2 separate regions of the Homo sapiens genome follow, and region 1 is linked to region 2. Evidence: read pairs that join two places in POLR2A ChIA-PET (ENCODE). Cell type or tissue: GM12878. All regions are shown on one strand. Links, peaks and the distances in the headings refer to the core of each region. The heading gives the core; the rest is flanking DNA. Region 1 overlaps LINC-PINT (long intergenic non-protein coding RNA, p53 induced transcript). Region 2 overlaps MKLN1 (muskelin 1).

Evidence for each region. ChIA-PET counts read pairs that join two places held together with the same protein. Peaks named below come from ENCODE experiments on the same cell type or tissue, not always from the same donor. Only the 100,000 strongest peaks of a DNase experiment are listed, where the experiment ranks them.
Region 1: POLR2A ChIA-PET joins it to region 2 with 13 read pairs; 3 of 35 experiments call an interaction of 5 or more read pairs at or near these places.

Annotation. Positions count from the first base shown.
Region 1 is chr7:131,054,303-131,059,682 of GRCh38, forward strand. All of the region lies in intron 2 of LINC-PINT (long intergenic non-protein coding RNA, p53 induced transcript), which reads right to left. It also overlaps the pseudogene RNU6-1010P. Among named protein-coding and RNA genes, the nearest start is that of LINC-PINT, 53 kb to the right of the region's middle. RefSeq lists enhancers at 2,868-3,162, 2,933-3,077, 4,587-4,731, 4,735-4,879, 4,893-5,037 and 1 more and cis regulatory regions at 3,005, 4,659, 4,807, 4,965, 4,994. In GM12878, for the core only: no CTCF peak of the experiment used is centred there; a DNase peak (open chromatin) is centred at 3,049.
Region 2 is chr7:131,476,239-131,481,618 of GRCh38, forward strand. MKLN1 (muskelin 1) reads left to right here. Exons shown (of 18, transcript NM_013255.5): 17 at 2,385-2,439. Among named protein-coding and RNA genes, the nearest start is that of PODXL, 78 kb to the right of the region's middle. In GM12878, for the core only: no CTCF peak of the experiment used is centred there; no DNase peak of the experiment used is centred there.

The sequences.
Region 1 (5,380 bases), core at 110-5,109, 420 kb before region 2:
CACTGTTCCCAGCACCTGAGCTTCGTCCTTGGCACCTTGTGAACCTACAATAAATATTTGTTAAATGAATGAATAAAAGACTGAGAAGCGGGGGCAGGTGGCAAGGACAATCTAGTTATTTTGGTCCATTGTTATCTATGGTCCTAAATCCAACTACATCATCAGCTTTTCCCTCTATACAGGATGATTCCAATCACCATAGAAGGTCTGTGGATTTAGGAAGGGAGGGAGGAGGGAGGGAGGAGGGAGGAAGGGAGGGAGGGAGGGAGGGAGGGAGGGAGGGAGGCCTTCTTGCCTACTGGCCTTTCCTCTTGACCCCAGGGTCCCACGAATTAACTCCCCATTTCTCTAATCCAGTTTTATAAGAATACTCAAAAGAGCTGACTCCATCCACTGTCTCCAGTTCTTTCTTCCCATTCCCATCAGGCTTTGTCCCCACTGCTCCCCTAAAACTGCTATTGTTAAAGCCAGCAATGTCTTCAACTGTGAAATACCCAAAAGCCAGGTACAGGAAGAGGTGCTTTAAAGGAATTATCTCATCCATTTACTTATTTCTTTTTAAAATTTTTTAAAATTGAATTTTAAAAAGATGGAATGCTTCACAAATATGCATGTCATCCTTGTCCAGGGGCCACACTACTCCTCTCTGTATCGTTTCAATTTTAGCATATGTGCTGCCAAAGTGAGCATTATTTGTTTATTTTTAGACAGGGTCTCACTCTGCCATCCAGGCTGGAGTGTAGTGGGGCAATCTAACTCACTGCAGCCTCAAACTCCTGGGCTCAAGTGATCCTCCCACCTCAGCCTCCTGAGTTGCTGAGACCACAAGCACATGGCACAACATCCAGCTTTTTTTTTTTTTCTTTGCTTTTTTTTTTTTTTTTTTTTTTAGAGATGGCATCTTTCTTGCCTAGGCTGGTCATCCACTTAAACAGTTCATAGGCTGGCCATGGTGGCTCACACCTGTAATGCCAACACTTTGAGAGGTCAAGGCAGGAGGATTGCTTGAGTCCAACAGTTTGATACTAACCTGGGTAACATAGCAAGACTCCTTCTCTACAAAGAATAAAAAATTAGCTGGGTGTGGTGGTGCATGCCTATGGTCCTAGCTACTTAGGAGGCTGAGACGGAAGGATTGCTTGAGTCCAAGAGGTCAAGGTTGCAGTGAGCTGTGATCATGCCAATGCCCTCCAGCTTGGGTGACAGAGCTACACCCTGTCTCAAAAAAAATTTTTTTTAAATAAATAAACAGTTCATCACCACCACCTGATGAGGTAAGTACCATTGTTATCCCCAGAGACAGGTTAACTGAATTCATTCAAGACTACTTGGGCAAAAAAGCAGCAGAAACCATTTTCACTCAATCTAATGTTCACTGTTCAGTCTTCCTCTTACTGGACCTGCCAGCGGCACAGACAGAGCTGATCACTCTCCTCTTTAAGCACTTTCTTTGCTGGGTTGCCAGGACACCACAACCTACTGACTCTCCTCCTCCTTCACTGGCCATTCCTTAAACTTCTTCTCATTATCCACCTTTTAATGCCAGAGCGACCCAGGACTCTCAATTCTCAAACTTTCCTGTCTATACGCTCTCCTCCTGGTCATCTCAATGGGTCTCAGCACCTTAAATAAGAGCCTGAACCTCTTCCCTGAACTCAAGGCTCATATTTTCAGCCACCTCCTTGACATCTCCGCTTGGATGTCTAATAGACATTCCCCTTTTAACATCATGCCATGCCAAACTCCTGATGTTCCCCTAGTGCTCCACGCCTGAAGCTCCTACAGGCTTGCTCATCTCAGGAAACAGTAACTCCATCCTCCAAGATGGAGTTTTCTCTTTCCCTCATATCCTCTGCCCAATTCATGAGCAAACCCTGTTGGCTCAATCTTAAAACTACATCTGAATTCTAACTACTTCTCCCTGCTCCCACCACTGCCATCTGAGCCTACCTCATCTCCATCTGGATGACTACAATAGCCTGGGAGCTGATGCTTCCCTTGCCTTACTTGCCTGCTGGGAACAGAAAATGCATTAATATGACCACACTGAAGTCTTTCCGTTGAGATTGTCATAGTAAAGATGAATTGTTTGTTATATTTGTCTCTCAAATATTTCAGGAAAAAGTTGTTTCTTCCATGTTACGTTAGTTCTGAATATTTAAATTGCTTTCTATTATGAAAACCTGTATTAACAAATGCAAGGTCCTTGAAAAAGTATTCTATTGTTGCCCTTGACTCTGAAATGAATTAGAGTTCTGTGTGGGCAAAAATATTAGCCCAGCTCTTAAAGGTCCATGGAAAATGTTGTTTGCTTTCTTCAAAGCTTAAAAGCTTCCTGTTAATCATCAAAATAAGATATCTCCACTGCAGGCATTTGTTACTTGAAGACGAACAGAACAGAATCAGCACCTATATAAAAACCACACTGACAATATCTAATATTTTAGAAAAAATGAAATCTGATGGTCCTGTTAACAATCATGGTATTTTCTAAACCCCTGCCTCCTTTTTTGTTGTTATTTTTTGTTTAGTCAGGGTCTTGCTCTGTCACCCGACTGGAGTGCAGTGGTACCCGCATAGCTCACTGCAGCCTTCAACTCCGGCCTCTGCCTCCTGACCCTACTGCCTCAGCCTCCTGAGTAGCTAGGACTACAGGCACACACCATCACATCCATTTTTTTTTAATTTTTTTTTTTAGAAAAGGGGTCTTGCTTTGTTGCCCAGGCTGGTCTTGAACTTCCAGCCTCAAACCATCCTCCAGCCTCAGCCTCCCAAAGTAATGGGACCAAAGGTATGAGCCACTGCACCAGGCCTCAACTCCTTTCTTTACTACAGTCCCCAAAAACCAGAGGCCTGGATTCAGTGCCTCTAAAACTCCTTTCTGCTAGTTTGGCTCCAGCGCTCAGCACATGCACTTCCCAAGTCGTTGTTTTCTTTGATCTCCTTAGACTCTCTGCCTCCTAGAGAATCTAATCCACATGAACTGCGCTCCTGGATCTTTTACATAACTGTGGTTTTTCACAAGGTTCTTTAAACAAAGGTCCACGTGATAGATTTCTGCTCAAGCTTAGTTCCAGGAAACGTTTGGTTTCTGCAGATGTTTACATGCTTCCGGCTGTCAGCACATGAAAACAATATAATTCTGTTTCTTTTCCTCACTTTAGCAACTGGAGAGCATAAAATCAAATATATTGTTCAAATCTGTTCAACACTGGTATATGGAAATACTTAATCCTTAAACTTTTTTTTAGGTGAGGTTGGTTTTATTTTTTATTATTTTGCCTTTTGGCCTAAATGTGGTAAGTGGTTTCAGAAACATGAAAAGCTATAAAATGTAAAATATACAAGACAAGAACAAAATAGAAAAAAGGCTGGGTACACTGGCTCAGTGCTTGTAATCCCAGCACTTTGAGAGGCTGAGGCAGGAGGACTGCTTGAGCCCAGGAGTTCAAGACCAGCCTGGGCAACAGAGTGAGACCCTGTTTCTTTAAAAAAAAAAAAAAAAAAAAAAAAAATTAGCTAGGTGTGGTAATGTGTGCCTATAGTCCTAGCTAACCGGGAGGCTGAGGCTGGAGGTACTGTGAGCTGTGATTACATCACTACCCTCCCGCAGTTACAGTTAGAGTGAGACTCCATCTCTAACTATGAAAGAAAAAAATGGAAAAAAAGAAGAAAGCACAGTGGTGATTTTCCAATGAGAAGGCATGAATACCCAGAATCAGACTGTCATCCCAAAAAAAAAAAACAAAACTCTCTTCATAAGCAAAGTTAAAAAGAGTCCTCCACACTCTTTTTTTTTTTTTTTTTTTTTTGAGACAGAGTTCCACTCTTGTTGCCTAGGCTGGAGTGCGATGGCACGATCTCAGCTCACCACAGCCTCTGCCTCCCAGGTTCAAGCAATTCTCCTGCCTCAGCCTACCGAGTAGCTGGGATTACAGGCATGTGCCACCATGCCTGGTTAATTTTTTGTATTTTTAGGGGAGACAGGATTTCTCCATGTTGGTCAGGCTGGTCTCAAACCCCCGACCTCAGGTGATCCGCCCACCTGGGCCTCCCAAAGTGCTGGGATTACAGACATGAGCCACCGCACCCAGCCTCCACCCTCTTTATTTAAACCCTGTTCACTAGTTTGAGTAAAATAATCAGATATGTTTTCGGTTCAATTTCCCTAGCAACACTTAAAAGTTTGAAATTTTTTACAATCAACTTCAGTAAGGCTTCTTTAAACATTATTTTGAAAATTAAAAACATTTTAGAAAAGCAAGCTAAACTGGTTGTATGACAGGTATACATTCTAAGTCATTTTGAGAGGTGACACCGTGCTGGCAGCCCTCGCTTGCTCTTGGCGCCCACTCTGGCCACACTTGCGGAGCCCTTCAGCCCACCGCTGCACTGTGGGAGCCCCTCTCTGGGTTGGCCAAGGCCGGAGCTGGCTCCCTCTGCTTGCGGGGAGGTGTGGAGGGAGAGTCACGGGCAGGAACCAGGGCTGTGCGTGGTGCCCGTGGGCCAGCACGAGTTCCGGGTGGGCGTGGGCTCGGTGGGCCCCGCACTCGGAGCAGCTGTCTGGCGCCGCCAGCCCCAGGCAGTGAGGGGCTTAGCACCCAGGCCAGCAGCTGTGGAGGGTGTGCCGGGTCCCCCAGCAGTGCTGGCCTGCCAGCACTGCGTTCAAATTCTCACCGGGCCTCAGCTGCCTCCCCGCGGGGCAGGGCTCAGGACCTGCAGCCCACCATGCCCGAGCCTCCCCACCACCGTGGGCTCCTGCACGGCCCAAGCCTCCCCAATGAGCGCTGCCCCCTGCTCCGCGGCACCCGGTCCCATCGACCACCCAAGGGCTGAGAAGTGCGGGCGCACAGCACGGGACTAGAGGGCAGCTCCGCCTGCATCCCCAGTGTGGGATCCACTAAGTGAAGCCAGCTGGGCTCCTGAGTCTAGTGGGGACTTGGAGAACCTTTATGTCTAGCTAACGGATTGTAAATACACCAATCAGCACTCGGTATCTAGCTAATCTAGTGGGGACTTGGAGAACCTTTATGTCTAGCTAAAGGATTATAAATACACCAATCAGCACGCTGTGTCTAGCTCAAGGTTTGTAAATGCACCCATCAGTGCTCTGTGTCTAGCTAATCTAGTGGGGACTTGGAGAACCTTTACGTCTAGCCAGGGGATTGTAAATACACCAATCAGCACTCTGTGTCTAGCTCAAAGTTTGTAAATGCACCAATCAGCACCCTGTGTCTAGCTCAAGGTTTGTAAATGCACCAATCAGTGCTCTGTGTCTAGCTAATCTAACGGGGACTCGGAGAACTTTTGTGTCTAGTTCAGGGATTGTAAATGCACCAATCAGCACCCTGTCACAACAGACCAATCAGCTTTCTGTAAA
Region 2 (5,380 bases), core at 282-5,281:
AGGAAATAATGTATATTATTAGCCCCTCTATTCAACATTCTACCAGAATTACACTAGCTAGTGTAATAAAGAAAAAGCAATAAAAAACATATAGATTGGATAGGAGAAAGTAAATTTGTTTGCATTTGTAGGTAACATGATTATGTACATTCGAAACCCCATGGTGTCTACAAAACAATATACTAGGACAAGTGAATTTAGCAAGATTACAAAAATACAAGGTCAATAGAAAAAAAAAGCAATTATTAGCAATTTTTATACTAGCAGTGAACAATTAGAAAATGAAAAGCATAGTTTATATTAGCATCAGACATATCAAATGGGTAGAATGAGTCTGTTGTAAGAAATTAAAGAAGACCTTGATAAATGGAGAGATATATTTATGGATTGAAACACTAAAAATTGTTTAAAGCTGCCCATTTTCCCCAAATTGGCCTTTATTTTAATGCAGTGTAAGTTTGGTCTTTGTTGTTGTTGTCATTGAGGAAATAGACAAACTACTATAAAATTTACATGGAAATGCAAAGGTTTTAGACTAGCCAAAACAATTTTGAAAAAAGAAAAAATTGGAAGCTTTATGCTATCTGATTTCAGGACTCTGTATAAAGCCACAATAATCAAGACAGTGTGGTACTGGCTTAAGGATAGACAAATGGATCAGTACAACAGAATAGAGTCCAGAAGTAGACCCATACGTATGTGGTCAGTTGTTTTTTGACCAGGGTACCAAGTCCAACGGGGAAAAGAAAGTTTTTAACAAATGATACTGAATAACTGGATATCTCAAACCTTTCTCACTGTTTACTGAAACATTAATTTAAGATTGATTACAGGTCTAAATATAAAATCCAAAAGAATAAGGCTTTGGGAAGAAAACATAGGAGATTATCTTCACAACATTGGGATAGGTAAAGATTTCTTGGACATGAACTAAAGGCAGTAATCATCGAAGAAAAATATGGATAAATTGGACTTCAAAAAAGTTAAAATTTCTGCTCATTAAAGGACTTTTAAAAACATAGACATTGCCAGGTTCAGTGGCTCACACCAGTAATCCCAGCATTTTAGGAGGCCTAGGAGGAAGGATTGCTTGATACCAGGAGTTTGAGACCAGCCTGGGCAACATGTGAGACCTCGTCTCTACCAAAAAAAAAAAAAAGTCAAAAAATGAGGCAGGAGGATTGCTTGAGTCCAAGAGGTTGAGGCTGCAGTGAGCCATGATCACGCCACTGCACTCCCACCTTGGTGACAGAGCGAGACCCTGCCTCAAAAAATAAATAAATAGACAAGCCACATACTAAACAATCTTTGCAGTAGATATATCTGACAGAGGACTGATACCCAGAATGTATAAAGAACTTCTATACATTTTTAAATTTTTCTTTTTATCCCCCCTTTTCATAACTCTTGCTTAGATAAATACCTATGGAATATTTGTACAATTTCTGATCTTCAAAGGACCATTAATCAGGGCTTACAAATGTTGGTATGATTTAATATCTGAAATGTTAAAGGCTGCAAGCATAGATGTGAAATATATCCTGAGGACTTGGTGATACTAACTGCTCAAGTCTTGGGAAGTGCCAAGTAACTCCATTGAGGAGTTTGTCTGCTCTAATTCATTCCTTTAACTGGTCTCTTTTCCTGCATTCTCATTCAAGATAAATACAAATAGTTCTCCAGATTTTTTATTTTGTGCCTATTTGTTAAATTGCTAATGTTGCAATAGTTTTGTCTTACTCTGTTTCTTCATTGTTCAATTACATTGTCTGTTTTAAACTAACTTTAACTGACAGCCTGGAAATCTAAGCAACATTTACAACATTATGTCCATTAAAAAAGGTCTTTGGGTTTTAACAATATAATTATATATAATTGTGGAATCTCAATCTAAGTTGTAATTTAGGAATGGTCTATACATGCTTTTTTTCTCAGATTTTGATTTACACAGCTGAGACATCAGGTATTTTACAGTGGCTTACGTTTATTTTTGAGATGAGAATGCATATATGCTAAAAATTCAGTAACGGGACCCAGGGCACCAATCTGTTCATATGTGTTAGATTCAAATGACAGTTTTCTTTTTTATTTTGTTGTGCTGTTGTTCCTTAATAAGTACATACTTTAATACATTTTTAAAATAAAATAATTCCAGGACATGGCCCAGTATTTTAGAAAATGATAATAGCCTAGTAGAAAAGTCATTATATTCTGTAATCTGAATGTGTTCTTCTTGCCACTATTTGGTGAATAGACCTATGTCACACATATGCAGAAATACGTAGTTGCTGATAAATGGTCAAAGTTATAGAAGGCTATTTTCCTTCAGTGCACTTAGCCAGCTAATTTGCTGCTTCTTTTTTTTTTTTTTTTTTTTTAAACAGTTTCAGCTCCTGGCATCAGCTCTATTCAAATCTGGTTCAGATTTTACAGCTCTGGGTAAGTATTGCAGTATAATTTATCCAGCTAGATGCCCTAGCATTTGGAAGGTTGGATTTTGGTTTCTTTTACGTGAAACATCAGGTGAGATGTTTCAGTCAAATAGATGAGCAAATGAAGTTTCAAGGTATCATGCAAAATTTCTAATAACCTGCTACAAGGTTGCTTTGAGGTATCATTTTGCAGTTCAGTTTGCAATGACTATTATACCAATTGCTGTGTTAGTATGCAAACAGATAGCAATAGAAACACAGTCAAAATAAATTAATTTGTATAGCACTGCCTTGGAATGCAGGCTGTTTTACTGATACACACTATGAGATAATACTTGTTGATTAAATAGTTTTTCCTCTCAGTTCGTTCTTTGTGGAATTGTGTGTCGTCAAGAGAATAGCGATGGGGTAGGCAATGTTTTGGGAGCACAGAAGATAGATTATCTCTTTCCTGAAAATGGGAGTTTTGTTATCTTAATTGTTCAAGATAACTTCTGGTTGAAACTCAAGTTTTTCTCAAACACTTTAGTCTTAATTTAGTAATACTCTCTTTTAGTATTAATGAATTATTAACTAGACTGTAGGCCGGGCACAGTGGCTCACACCTATAATCGTAGCACTTTGGGATGCTGATGTTTGAGCCCACCAGGAGTTTGAGCCAAGCCTGGGCAACATAGTAAGACCTCGTCTCTACAAAAAAAAATTTTTAATTAGCCAGGTGTAGTGGTGTGCGCCCATAGTCCTAGCTACCTAGGAGGTTGAAGTGGGAGGATCACTTGAGCCCAGGAGGTAGAGGCTGCAGTCAGCCAAGATCATGCCACTGCACTCCAGCCTGGGTGACAGAGAGAAAGACTGTCTTTAAAAATAAAAAATAGGCCGGGCGTGGTGGCTCATGCCTGTAATCCCAGCACTTTGGGAGGCTGAGGCAGGAGGATCACGAGGTCAGGAGATCGAGACCATCCTGGCTAACACAGTGAAACCCCATCTCTACTAAAAATACCAAAAAATTAGCAGGGTGTGGTGGCGGGCGCCTGTAGTCCCAGCTACTCAGGAGGCTGAGGCAGGAGAATGGCGGTAACCCAGGAGGCAGAGCTCGCAGTGAGCCGAGATTGCGCCACTGCACTCCAGCCTGGGCGACAGAGTGAGACTCCGTCTCAAAAAATAATAATAATAATAAATTTAAATAAATAAATAAATAAATAAATCAGCCGGGCACGGTGGCTCACGCCTGTAATCCCAACTACTCGGGAGGCTGAGGCAGAATTGCTTGAACCCAGGAGGGGGAGGTTGCAGTGAGCCAAGATCGTGCCATTGCACTCCAGCCTGGGCGACAGAGGAAGACTCCATCTCAAAAAAAAAAAAAAAAAAAAATACCAAGACTGTAATAAAGTGGGTGGTCTCTAGAACCCAGACCTTTACTTGGGTGAATTTTCAAGGGCATTTTCATCAGGATAACTTATGATAGCTTCATTTTTTACCAAGATAATCGTCTTGAAGTATGGAAATTCCCAGCTTTCCTCTGGTCAGTGAATGCATATTAATCCCATTGATGCTGGTGCAGTTATTATTTGCCTTAGAGTTGAGCAATAGTATTGAAATTTTCCATTGTATGTAATATAAATACTATTTTTTATGTTTGGAATAAAATAACACTTTGGGATATCAATTTAGTTTCTTCATTATTTGACCTTTTATCTCTTGAAAGTGAACTGTACCTCAAAGAAAAAAGAGTATATATAATTCTGGTGCTTTTCACTGGGATGAAAAAATAGAGGTGTTCTTGAGGTCTTGCCCTTTATCCATAGCGAGTGATTGAGGCTTCTCGACTGATCAAGGCAACTCCAGTCCTAAGTTCTAACTCCAGAATATGTAGGATTCCTCAGGACTAGACTGAGCAGACTGCTATAAACGTGACTCCAGAAGGTTCTCCTAAGAATTTAGATAATGATTTACCACTATTCATACACTCGAGTTGAAGACCTTAGGCTACTAGAAATCCCCAGTCTGTGAGCTGGAGAACCTAGGTGTAAACATTATTTTGGAAAGTTCATGCCCTTCTGAATTCTAGCATTTGAAACAGATGTACTGATACATGAATTGGGGGTCTGGCATATATTCTGTTTAAATGATTATGTGCCTTATGTCTGATACCACAGCCCAGGCCCATTATTTTATTTATTAGTGCATAGCACTAAACTATCTCTAACTGACTTATTTTTAGCCTTTAGAACAAGAATTTCTTGGCAGCAATTTAAATATATCAATTAGGGTGGTGTCAGCAAATATTTTACCTTCAGCTTAACTCCTTTCTTTTGACTCTGACCTATTCACTGCCAACTAATATATTTTGTCAGGAATAGTTTGTTTTATTTGGATTCTAAACAAACCTCAGATATACTGAGAACAATACAAACACAAAAAGAGAAAAATACAAGCAGGGGAAATTCCTGTGGGATGTTGTTTCCTGTCTTGTCTGAGGGGAGGTATTATATAGCCTAGTGATTAGGAGGTTGGAATGTGAGATGGTGGTTGAGAGTCAGGATCTCTTTTAAAAGTGATCTTGAGCAAGTTATTTAAACTTTCTAATTATCAGTTTCTTTATCTGTAAAATGGAGGTAATGGGAATACTTACCTCAAATTGCTGAGAGAATTAAATGAAATAATTCTGCAAGATAGTTATCACAGTAAAGCAGTAAATGCTCCATTCAGGGTACCATTACTATTGACTGCCTTAAAAATTTAATCTTCTAGCCAGGTGCGATAACTCATGCTTGTAATCTCAACACTTTTGGAGGCCGAGGTGAGATGATCATCTTGAGCCCGAGAGTTCAAGATTAACCAGAGTAACATAGCAGGATCTTGTCTCTATTTTTTTAAAAAAGTCACCTTTGTAACACTGGTGAATTTGGATAAGGAGCAAATTCAGATTGTATGCTAATTTTAATAAT